Regions from separate parts of the Homo sapiens genome. Here region 1 is linked to region 2. Evidence: chromatin contacts called from ENCODE Hi-C or POLR2A ChIA-PET data. All regions are on one chromosome and are shown on one strand. The core of a region is the stretch at or near the end of the contact, and the rest is flanking DNA. Distances in the headings are between cores, read along the strand shown. Region 1 overlaps PDE7B (phosphodiesterase 7B). Region 2 overlaps PDE7B (phosphodiesterase 7B).

Region 1 (4,702 bases), core at 539-3,038, 140 kb before region 2:
TTTAATGATTTGGAAAAAAGTCTTTATTGTAAATAAAAAATTTCAGGACGTAAACTGTAAAATAAGTTCCCCAAATATAATCATATTTTGTTAAAATAAGTTTGTATTGAAAAAAGACTAAAAGAAAATAAACTAGCCAGGTTAACATGAACTATACCTGGATGGCAGGATTACTAGCAGTTTCAGTTTTCTCTTTCATATCAAGCTGAAACATATGAAAGTGCTAAAAGTCTCCTGTTTTTGGCCCTTAAAAAGAGCAACTTCACATAGTTCAAACTAACACTTTCCTGAATTTTCCTTACTTTCTACAATTAACCTGCCCTACTTTTAAAATCAGAAAAATGACATTAAAGCATTTACCTGTGATAGAAGGAATAATAATGATTATGATAATGGCTTTTGTAATAAAGTTTTCACATATATTATTGTATAACAATTATTCTTCTGGCAAAAACAATTTATAACACTGTGTTCCACAAAGACACATAAAAATATATTTTTCATTGGAATCCATAGATGTGAAATGAATATTTTAGGAAAGAAATATTGAGTAACAAACAGGATGAATGCAGGTACTGACCAGGAGAAGTCTGGTCACCCCAGAGTCCTTTCCCATTTCCCTTGCATTTTCTTCTTTCCTGTCCTCACTATTCTTCCTTTCCTTCTCCTTCTTTCTTCCTTGTCTCTCTCCTTACCTCCTCTTTTCTTCTTCTCACTTGATCTTTTGCTCTAGTTTTTAGTTCTTTTTGCATTTAATTCTTTCAATCTTTGCAATTTATTATTCTAGTAAGAGGCATAAGTTTTTATTCCATGCACGAGAACTGGTTTTATTTAGTTCCAGGGAGTAAAAATTTATCAGAACTGAAATTCCTCCTGCAAATTTCACATTCCTCTGGGTGCTAGGAAACAGCATGAGATCAAATCAGAGGGCCAGGAATCAATCCACAACCCAGAGTATACTGCTTGTTCAGTTGGGAGACAGCACTTGGTCCTTGACCTCAAGTTATGTGCTTGTCTTGAAGAAGGGTACAGCAATCTATGTACTCTTTTCACCTAGGTTTCTTGGGTTCTGCACGTGTTCATTAAACAGATCAGAATTAATGGTGGCCTTGGAAGACAGTATTAGCAGCTAACTTGGGGCCACCAGGAAAATGAAACAATGGCCTCAGATTTAGTGGGACTCAGCCTACATACCATGGCTATCAAATAGTGAACCAGAAAATGAGTGTCTCCCCTTCTGTTTAAAGTGCAAGAGACGTAAGGTAAATTAATTGGTGAAAAAAATGCTAGGGCCATTTCAATTACTTAGCAAAAGACATTTTAGAAAAGAATTTCTGACTTCTATTTTTGCTGAGACTAGCAATTACAAAATATACTTTTTTGAACTCTAGCTTTAGAATGCCTGGGTTCCTTCTTGATAAATATTTACTATTTGGAGCTACATGGAAGGACAATTTTGCTAAACTAAAGGTCGGGAATTTGGCAAAGTCGAGCACTGATACTGAAGCGTGTGAAAACTGAGAGCTGTTTATTATCCCTTTTCCTGACTGTAGGTCATTGACTCTGCAAGGCCCTTTCAAAGCACACAGAGAGATTTTGGTTTCTGGGTTGCTGTAACTGACACCAAATCTCCTCTGATAGACAGCTCAGTGCAGGCAGGAAGTACAGCCGGGGGGCTCTCTGCCATTCACGCAAAAGGTCCCAAGCCTGCCCTAGAGAAAGTGGCTTATCTTTACTGCATGCACATCAGTATGTTTCATCTCGGCAGCACTTACGTCATTTCCTTTGGCAAATGAGCAAGAAGCCTTGATTCTCGAAGCATGCCAATTGTAGATCGCCAGTGATGATTCTCCAGCACAGACATATTCTAGAAAGAAAGAAAATAAGAGTTATAAATGAGAGGGAAGCCAGATACTGATCTTTCATGCTGAACACAGCTCCACGGACGCTAGCATTTTCCCTCCAGTTTGTACTTGATGACCCAGAGGCAGACCAGGAAAAAAAAACCCAAAAGATAAAACAACCATGAGGTCTAGTCTCAAGGCTGTGATGATGATGGGAGAACAGCAGGGCCTGCGGCTCACCCTCTGCTGCAGGGTTGAATGAGGATCTATTTCCAGCATCATTCACTCCTGCCTCTGCCCCTCTTCCAATAGCTCAGTCAGGCCACGCTAAATGTAAGAAAGAAAGTGAAGCAGTGACAGCTTTCTACATACGGCTAGCCAGTTTTCCCAGCACCATTTATTAAATAGGGAATCCTTTCCCCATTGCTTGTTTTTCTCAGGTTTGTCAAAGATCAGATAGTTGTAGATATGTGGCGTTATTTCTGAGGGCTCTGTTCTGTTCCATTGATCTATATCTCTGTTTTGGTACCAGTACCATGCTGTTTTGGTTACTGTAGCCTTGTAGTATATTTTGAAGTCAGGTAGCATGATGCCTCCAGCTTTGTTCTTTTGGCTTAGGATTGACTTGGCAATGCGGGCTCTTTTTGGTTCGATATGAACTTTAAAGTAGTTTTTTCCAATTCTGTGAAGAAAGTCATTGGTAGTTTGATGGGGATGGCATTGAATCTATAAATTACCTTGGGCAGTATGGCCATTTTCATGATATTGATTCTTCCTACCCATGAGCATGGAATGTTCTTCCATTTGTTTGTATCCTCTTTTATTTCATTGAGCAGTGGTTTGTAGTTCTCCTTGAAGAGGTCCTTCACGTCCCTTGTAAGTTGGATTCCTAGGTATTTTATTCTCTTTGAAGCAATTGTGAATGGGAGTTCACTCAAGATTTGGCTCTCTGTTTGTCTGTTATTGGTGTATAAGAATGCTTGTGATTTTTCCCTTCCTTACACCTTATACAAAAATTAATTCAAGATGGATTAAAGACTTAAACGTTAGACCTAAAACCATAAAAACCCTAGAAGAAAACCTAGGCAATACCATTCAGGACATAGGCATGGGCAAGGACTTCATGTCTAAAACACCAAAAGCAATGGCAACAAAAGCCAAAATTGACAAATGGGATCTAATTAAACTAAAGAGCTTCTGCACAGCAAAAGAAACTACCATCAGAGTGAACAGGCAACCTACAAAATGGGAGAAAATTTTCAAAACCTACTCATCTGACAAAGGGCTAATATCCAGAATCTACAATGAACTCAAACAAATTTACAAGAAAAAAATAACCCCATTAAAAAGTGGGCGAAGGACATGAACAGACATGTCTCAAAGGAAGACATTTATGCAGCCAAAAAACACATGAATAAATGCTCACCATCACTGGCCATCAGAGAAATGCAAATCAAAACCACAGTGAGATACCATCTCACACCAGTTAGAATGGCAATCATTAAAAAGTCAGGAAACAACAGGTGCTGGAGAGGGTGTGGAGAAATAGGAACACTTTTACACTGTTGGTGGGACTGTAAACTAGTTCAACCCTTGTGGAAGTCAGTGTGGCGATTCCTCAAGGATCTAGAACTAGAAATACCATTTGACACAGCCATCCCATTACTGGGTATGTACCCAAAGGACTACAAATCATGCTGCTATAAAGACACATGCACACGTATGTTTATAGCAGCACTATTCACAATAGCAAAGACTTGGAACCAACCCAAATGTCCAACAATGATAGACTGGATTAAGAAAATGTGGCACATATACACCATGGAATACTATGCAGCCATAAAAAATGATGAGTTCATGTCCTTTGTAGGGACATGGGTGAAATTGGAAATCATCATTCTCAGTAAACTATCGCAAGAACAAAAAACCAAACACTGCATATTCTCACTCATAGGTGGGAATTGAACAATGAGAACACATGGACACAGGAAGGGGAACATCACACACCAGGGCCTGTTGTGGGGTCGGGGGAGGGGGGAGGGATAGCTTTAGGAGATATACCTAATGCTAAGTGACGAGTTAATGGGTGCAGCACACCAGCATGGCACATGTATACATATGTAACTAACCTGCACATTGTGCACATGTACCCTAAAACTTAAAGTATAATAATAATAAAAAAAAAGTGAAGCAGTGAAATAGGTAGTAATGGATACCATGTCACTATAGTCATAACATAATCCAAGATTATACTAGCAAACTGAATGGAGGCAAGCCTCACAATCTCTGGTCTAATCTACTGCACTGACCATCATTTCTCAACGCTGATAAGAACCTCCTAAGCCCAAACCACCAGGGTAGCTGGTGACACATTCAGACTCCTGAGTCGCAGTCATTATGGTTCTGATTTGATAGGCTTGTGGTAATAAATTCATATGTACACTAAGGTTTGAGAACCATTACCTTGCAGGCAGCTCTGCCGGTAATCTTTGTGACCAGCACCTTGGCATTTAGCTGATTAAATCTGTGAGTTGGAATCTACAATTGCTTCCTTGCTCAATTATCTTAACATTCCTGTCCTTGAGGGAACCTGTGTTATATTCAATCTCTCCCTTGACCTGTTATTTTGAATATGCTTTTTATCTGAACAATTAACCATTTAAATGATGAATATTTCTTATACTCAATTGTGTTTTGTTCTAATTAGGAAACATTATGTCTGTACCATTGACTTCATAGATACAGAATAGAACTCCTCTTGACCTCAGGCAATATTTTGTTTATTCAGTCTCCATTTGGTTTCAAGAGTAGTTATAATCTTACAAAACATATAAAAGGATAGTTGCTATGGTTTGAAT
Region 2 (4,559 bases), core at 977-3,476:
CTGGAGGCCAGTTATCTGGAGGTGTCAGGTGAGGAGTCACCCCTGTGGTACAGGCTCAGGCCTGCAAGCCCCAAGGAGTTCTCAAAAAAACAGAGGAAGCTGAGAGTCTGCAGAGCCAATCTGCAGCTGCTTCTCTCTGGAGGGCCTGATGGGGGTTGGGGGGCACCTTGCCCAGTCACCAAGACCAGTGCTGGGATGGGCTTGGTTGATCCTCAGTGCCTCAGTTTGATCACTCTCGCTCCTTCTCCACATCCCTCCCCCTTGTGTCATTTGGTTCTCGGCAAACCTATCTGGGTTATGACCTATTAGTCAAATCCCTTCATAACCTCAGCTGCCCTTCAGCTGGAAGGGAAATAACATTGAATCACATTCCACAGTTAACTCCGAAAGATGCGAATTCGGGAAGCATCAAGATCCTCATGCGTATGGGCAGTGGCCTGCATAGCCTGGATATGTGGCTCAGGCTCATTCAAAACCCATTTTCAAAGGAACAAGCATTTTAAAGGATGTTCACAGGGGACATAAATGGCAATGAAAGAAAGAAAAGAATGTTAACAATTCACCTTCTGGAGGGAGAGCACTGTTGATTTATTATGTGGGCCACTGACTACTGTGTCCCCGACCTGAGAGTGGTTGAATCGAGGGCAACATCAACTGTGGGCCATGCCTCTTGTTCCTAGTCTCAGAGATGGAGGCGCTAACCCTGAAAGTAAGAACCAATTCAACAAAAGGCGATGCCCCCTGTAGCTTATGTGAAAGGCCTTGGACAGAAACGAAAGTAGGGTAGTTTTGTATTTGGCACTTTTGCCAGCAAATTGGGTTTGTAGGAACAATTTGAACTTGCACATTCAAGTGAATAGCCCCTGTTTTCTTGGAGAACATTGTAACAATCCCATCTTCCTCTCTTCACGTCTCCACATTGCAAAGTGCTTTATTTTGCTTGGCATGCCATTTTGCTGGTGTATAATCTGTTGCTTCTGCTCTACATTCCTTTCAAGGCTGGTTTATCACACAATTATTTGATATTTCTTCATGGGAGAGAGGAGGAAACTTGGGGAAGAGGAGAAAGATCGTTGTAGAGTGTGTTTTATTTTCATTACTCCCACCTCATTTCTTTTTAAAGTTGAAACCAGCAAAGACAACTGTAATTTTATTGTTGTTTTATTATTTCTCTAAATCCATGGTTAATAAGTTTAGTTTTCCATACTGGATTAAGTGAATTTTCTTTTTTCTGGATGGAAAAGCATACTGGCAAACCTACTCTCCTTCCTAACAGGTGAAGAAGGGGCAAGAGGGTATAAAACAATAATAAAGACATTGAAGACACTGCTTTTGGTGAATTTTGTTATGAAAATATTGATCTAGCAGCTCTTTCTATAACAACCAGATATACATACAACACAATTAGGGAATAATCAGCGGTCTACTTGATTAGAAAGATGTGCCCTTCCTTTTTCCCTCTCTGATAAGAGATGAAAGGATTTCACCATCAGTTCAACACTTCCACCACTTTGACAGCCCGTCCAGTCCTTATCTTACCCTTCCATCAGGCTGGGGGCATCAAGACTCTCTAGGATTGAGATGATTTTATTTAATAATCACATGTAGACTGTTTGCTTTATTATCATATTTCCTGAATAATGTCTTAAACTCACTCCTCAGTCACAAACTTCCTTGACATAACAACTGAAGAGTTTCCTAAGTGTTTGACTATTTTTATTTTTGTTCAGTTATTTTGCAATAGTACTTAGCATCAGGATATCCTGACCCTTGGAACAAAGGGGTTAAGAACAAAGAAAACAAATATGTGATATCATATATCACATACACTAATGTACTAAGAACACAACACTTCATTGTTCATTTCTTCAAGAATGACTTTTTAAAAAAAATCCAAGGATATACATTTCCATTGTATCCTCTGTACTATTTTATCTAGTTCCTTGTAAAAATATCTTAGAGAAATTACAAAATGTTGGATCACTGAGCACGAATACTTCCTAGTGGAGATGAGTCAGGGCCAAGCCATCACCATTTCACATTTTCATTCCCAAGGAGGAACCTACTTCATTTGAAGGTTTGAAACCTGGAAATATTTGCACAATTTAAAAAAAGTTCCCCCAATATGGGATTATTTTCATCCTGGAGTATAAGGGCAAAAATACCACAAGAAAGGTCATTCTCATGGTATTTCTGGCTCACATAGAAACAGGAAGTACAGGAAATCTTGCGAGAAAGCTTGGCTCGGAAATTTTTGGCTCAACTGCAGGTTCAAGAGATTGGGACAAACTGATGCGAGGCTAGTACTTGCTGGACTAAAACCTCTCTACCATGTGAATTATCTGAAAGGTGGTTTTGTTACATTTCGTAGCTAACATCTCATAGGCTGGGATCTCTTTTGTTTTTCAGATAGTTACTTTAGAAGAACATGCCTGTAAACCTATAATTTTCACTACTCAGTGGACATCATTCATCTTGATATGGTATCTGCAGCCAGAAGTTTGGATCACTGAGGGTGGGGAAAGGGTGGGGTTGTTATGTGATCAAAGGAATCATGGAACAGAGAAGACCCATCTAGGTAACTTGTGAGGATTCTTACACATGTTAATATCAGTAATTAATGGGTTGCAGACAGGACATTTTAAGATAGATTTTCAAAATAACCAAGTTCTTTTTCAGGCATTGTGAATCAACCCAAAATAATGAGAACTAACAAAGTCAAAACAGCTTGTTCCAATGGACAATGGACACCTACTTGTATCAAAAAGACTTTGCTGTTCCTGGAAGTACTGTTACTTGTTGAGGGTGTGATGGCTTCATGGCTTCGAGGTTACTTTGAGGAGCTGGGGTGCCGGCTGTGCGGGCCCTGAGGGCCCAGGGTCCCTGAGGGGTGGTTGAAGTGCACTCCAATGCATCTGGAGGTGATGTTCTTACTGACAATGAGCAGGTGACTGGGTTGGAGAGGGATATCATGATGGCTGCACGGAAGGGACTGGACCCATATAATATACTACCCCCAAAGGCAGCTTCAGGTACCAAAGAGGACCTTAATTTAGCCCCCCTCCTTCACCAGCAGTGGGCAGCATCTGTGAAGAGAATAGTGCCATCATCTGGTTTTGGCTGGACAAAGGTGAGCCCCGGTGATGCCCTGACTGGAAACTATTACAAGCTGCCCCACCAGTGGGCCCACTGAGCCCCTGCACTAAGTTACTCAAAATGTGCTAAAAAGTTTCTTCTTTTTAATAAAAACTAGCCATTGCATTGGCTCCTTCTTCCAAAAACTAAAAATAAAAAGACTTTGCTTTGTGGTTGGAGCTATAAAAGAATTGATAACCCCGATACTAAAGTATACAACCAAGAAAAGTGTCAAATATATAGTTGATTTAGAACCTGGATTATGTTGAAGAATTTTTGGTGTTCTGAGGGCTATGTAAAAATCTTGTAGACTATGGGTGCTCCAGTCACTAGGCAGATAAGCATTTATTATACATGATTTGTAAAATAAGGCATTTATAATGTTAAATATTTCTAACAATTCTAGAGAATGTACCTTTCAAAAAAATGGAAACTTAGAAACATATATCCCTTGTCATTTTCTTTCACTTTGAATCTATTAATAGATTCTTACAAAACAAAAAGTTTAATAAAAATTTTCTCACTCAGATATTTTGGAATTGTTTTATACCCTTATTGACCCTTATCTGTGGCCTATCTTTTGGAAAAAAATGCAAACTATGGAGGGAGTTTATTTATTTTGTCCTGAACTTTCCTCTCCATCAGTTCAAGTATGGATGTGTAAACACACACACACACACACATGCACACACACGACCACTCTGCTTTTACAAATGCAATTCAAAAAAAAAATTCAAAATGAGCAGGGAAGTAAAAACAGGTCTTTCAACTTGGTTCTATACAGTCCAAGTAGAAGAACTGCAAACAATTTAGGAGACATAGAAATGTGATAACTCTGGCCTTAGCTAATCTCAAGAAATAATGCCAGCAAGTAGGAAAAACGACTTAGTCTACAGACCGACCCTACAAGGCAGCACATATTTCCATTGTCATGGGGAAAGGGGGAAAGCATGTGGGGAGAGATGAGGAAAGACAGGTGGGGCGAAGTAGGAGGAGTGTCTAAACCATACCCAATCATTCTCTTGTTCACTCTGCAAATGAATATTAACTGTGGGAGCAACAGCAGAAGGGAAGACCTTCTGTGCTAGCCTTTGGGTCCTTTTTCAGGTACTGGGGACCTGCCCGGCCTCTTGTGCCCTAATTCTGGTTTTCAGTGTGAGTGACCTCTCCCTCCTTTACTTATTCAATTATTTTTGTATGTTTTAAGAGAGAAACTAGGATTTCAGCTAACATCACACTCTATCCTGTTAGCTGTTAAAGATCTTAACTAATGCTAAGTTTACTGTCTCTGTGAATTTTCCAAAAAAATGGGTCCAGTGAGACAAAAGGTTGAGAACAACATGGCAGGAAGACTTGATTTTCTCTACTCAGCTCCTGCCTGCTGATGAATACAGCCTCCTATTCTGTCCCACTACTGAACATCT

What was found. Hi-C counts contacts between places; a loop is a spot of excess contacts on that map. ChIA-PET counts read pairs that join two places held with the same protein, here RNA polymerase II (POLR2A). Pooled maps may share reads with other maps.
Region 1: a map of endothelial cell of umbilical vein shows a loop between it and region 2 (6-fold over the local background). The contact joins two enhancer-like sites. A Hi-C loop is called at or near these places in 2 of 168 maps with a recorded cell type or tissue (endothelial cell of umbilical vein and ovary) and 6 of 50 pooled maps. POLR2A ChIA-PET finds 5 or more read pairs at or near these places in 1 of 52 experiments (PC-9).

Annotation. Positions count from the first base shown.
Region 1 is chr6:136,170,962-136,175,663 of GRCh38, reverse strand. It overlaps PDE7B (phosphodiesterase 7B), which reads right to left. Exons shown (of 13, transcript NM_018945.4): 9 at 1,776-1,867. Among named protein-coding and RNA genes, the nearest start is that of MTFR2, 77 kb to the left of the region's middle. Within about 2 kb of position 1,788, at least 8 of the 41 ENCODE cell types and tissues checked have a DNase peak (open chromatin) inside an H3K27ac peak, as active enhancers do; they include endothelial cell of umbilical vein, where a contact is called at or near this core.
Region 2 is chr6:136,033,146-136,037,704 of GRCh38, reverse strand. The region is part of intron 2 of PDE7B (phosphodiesterase 7B); the gene reads right to left. It also overlaps the pseudogene COX5BP2. Among named protein-coding and RNA genes, the nearest start is that of PDE7B-AS1, 37 kb to the left of the region's middle. Within about 2 kb of position 2,226, at least 4 of the 41 ENCODE cell types and tissues checked have a DNase peak (open chromatin) inside an H3K27ac peak, as active enhancers do; they include endothelial cell of umbilical vein, where a contact is called at or near this core.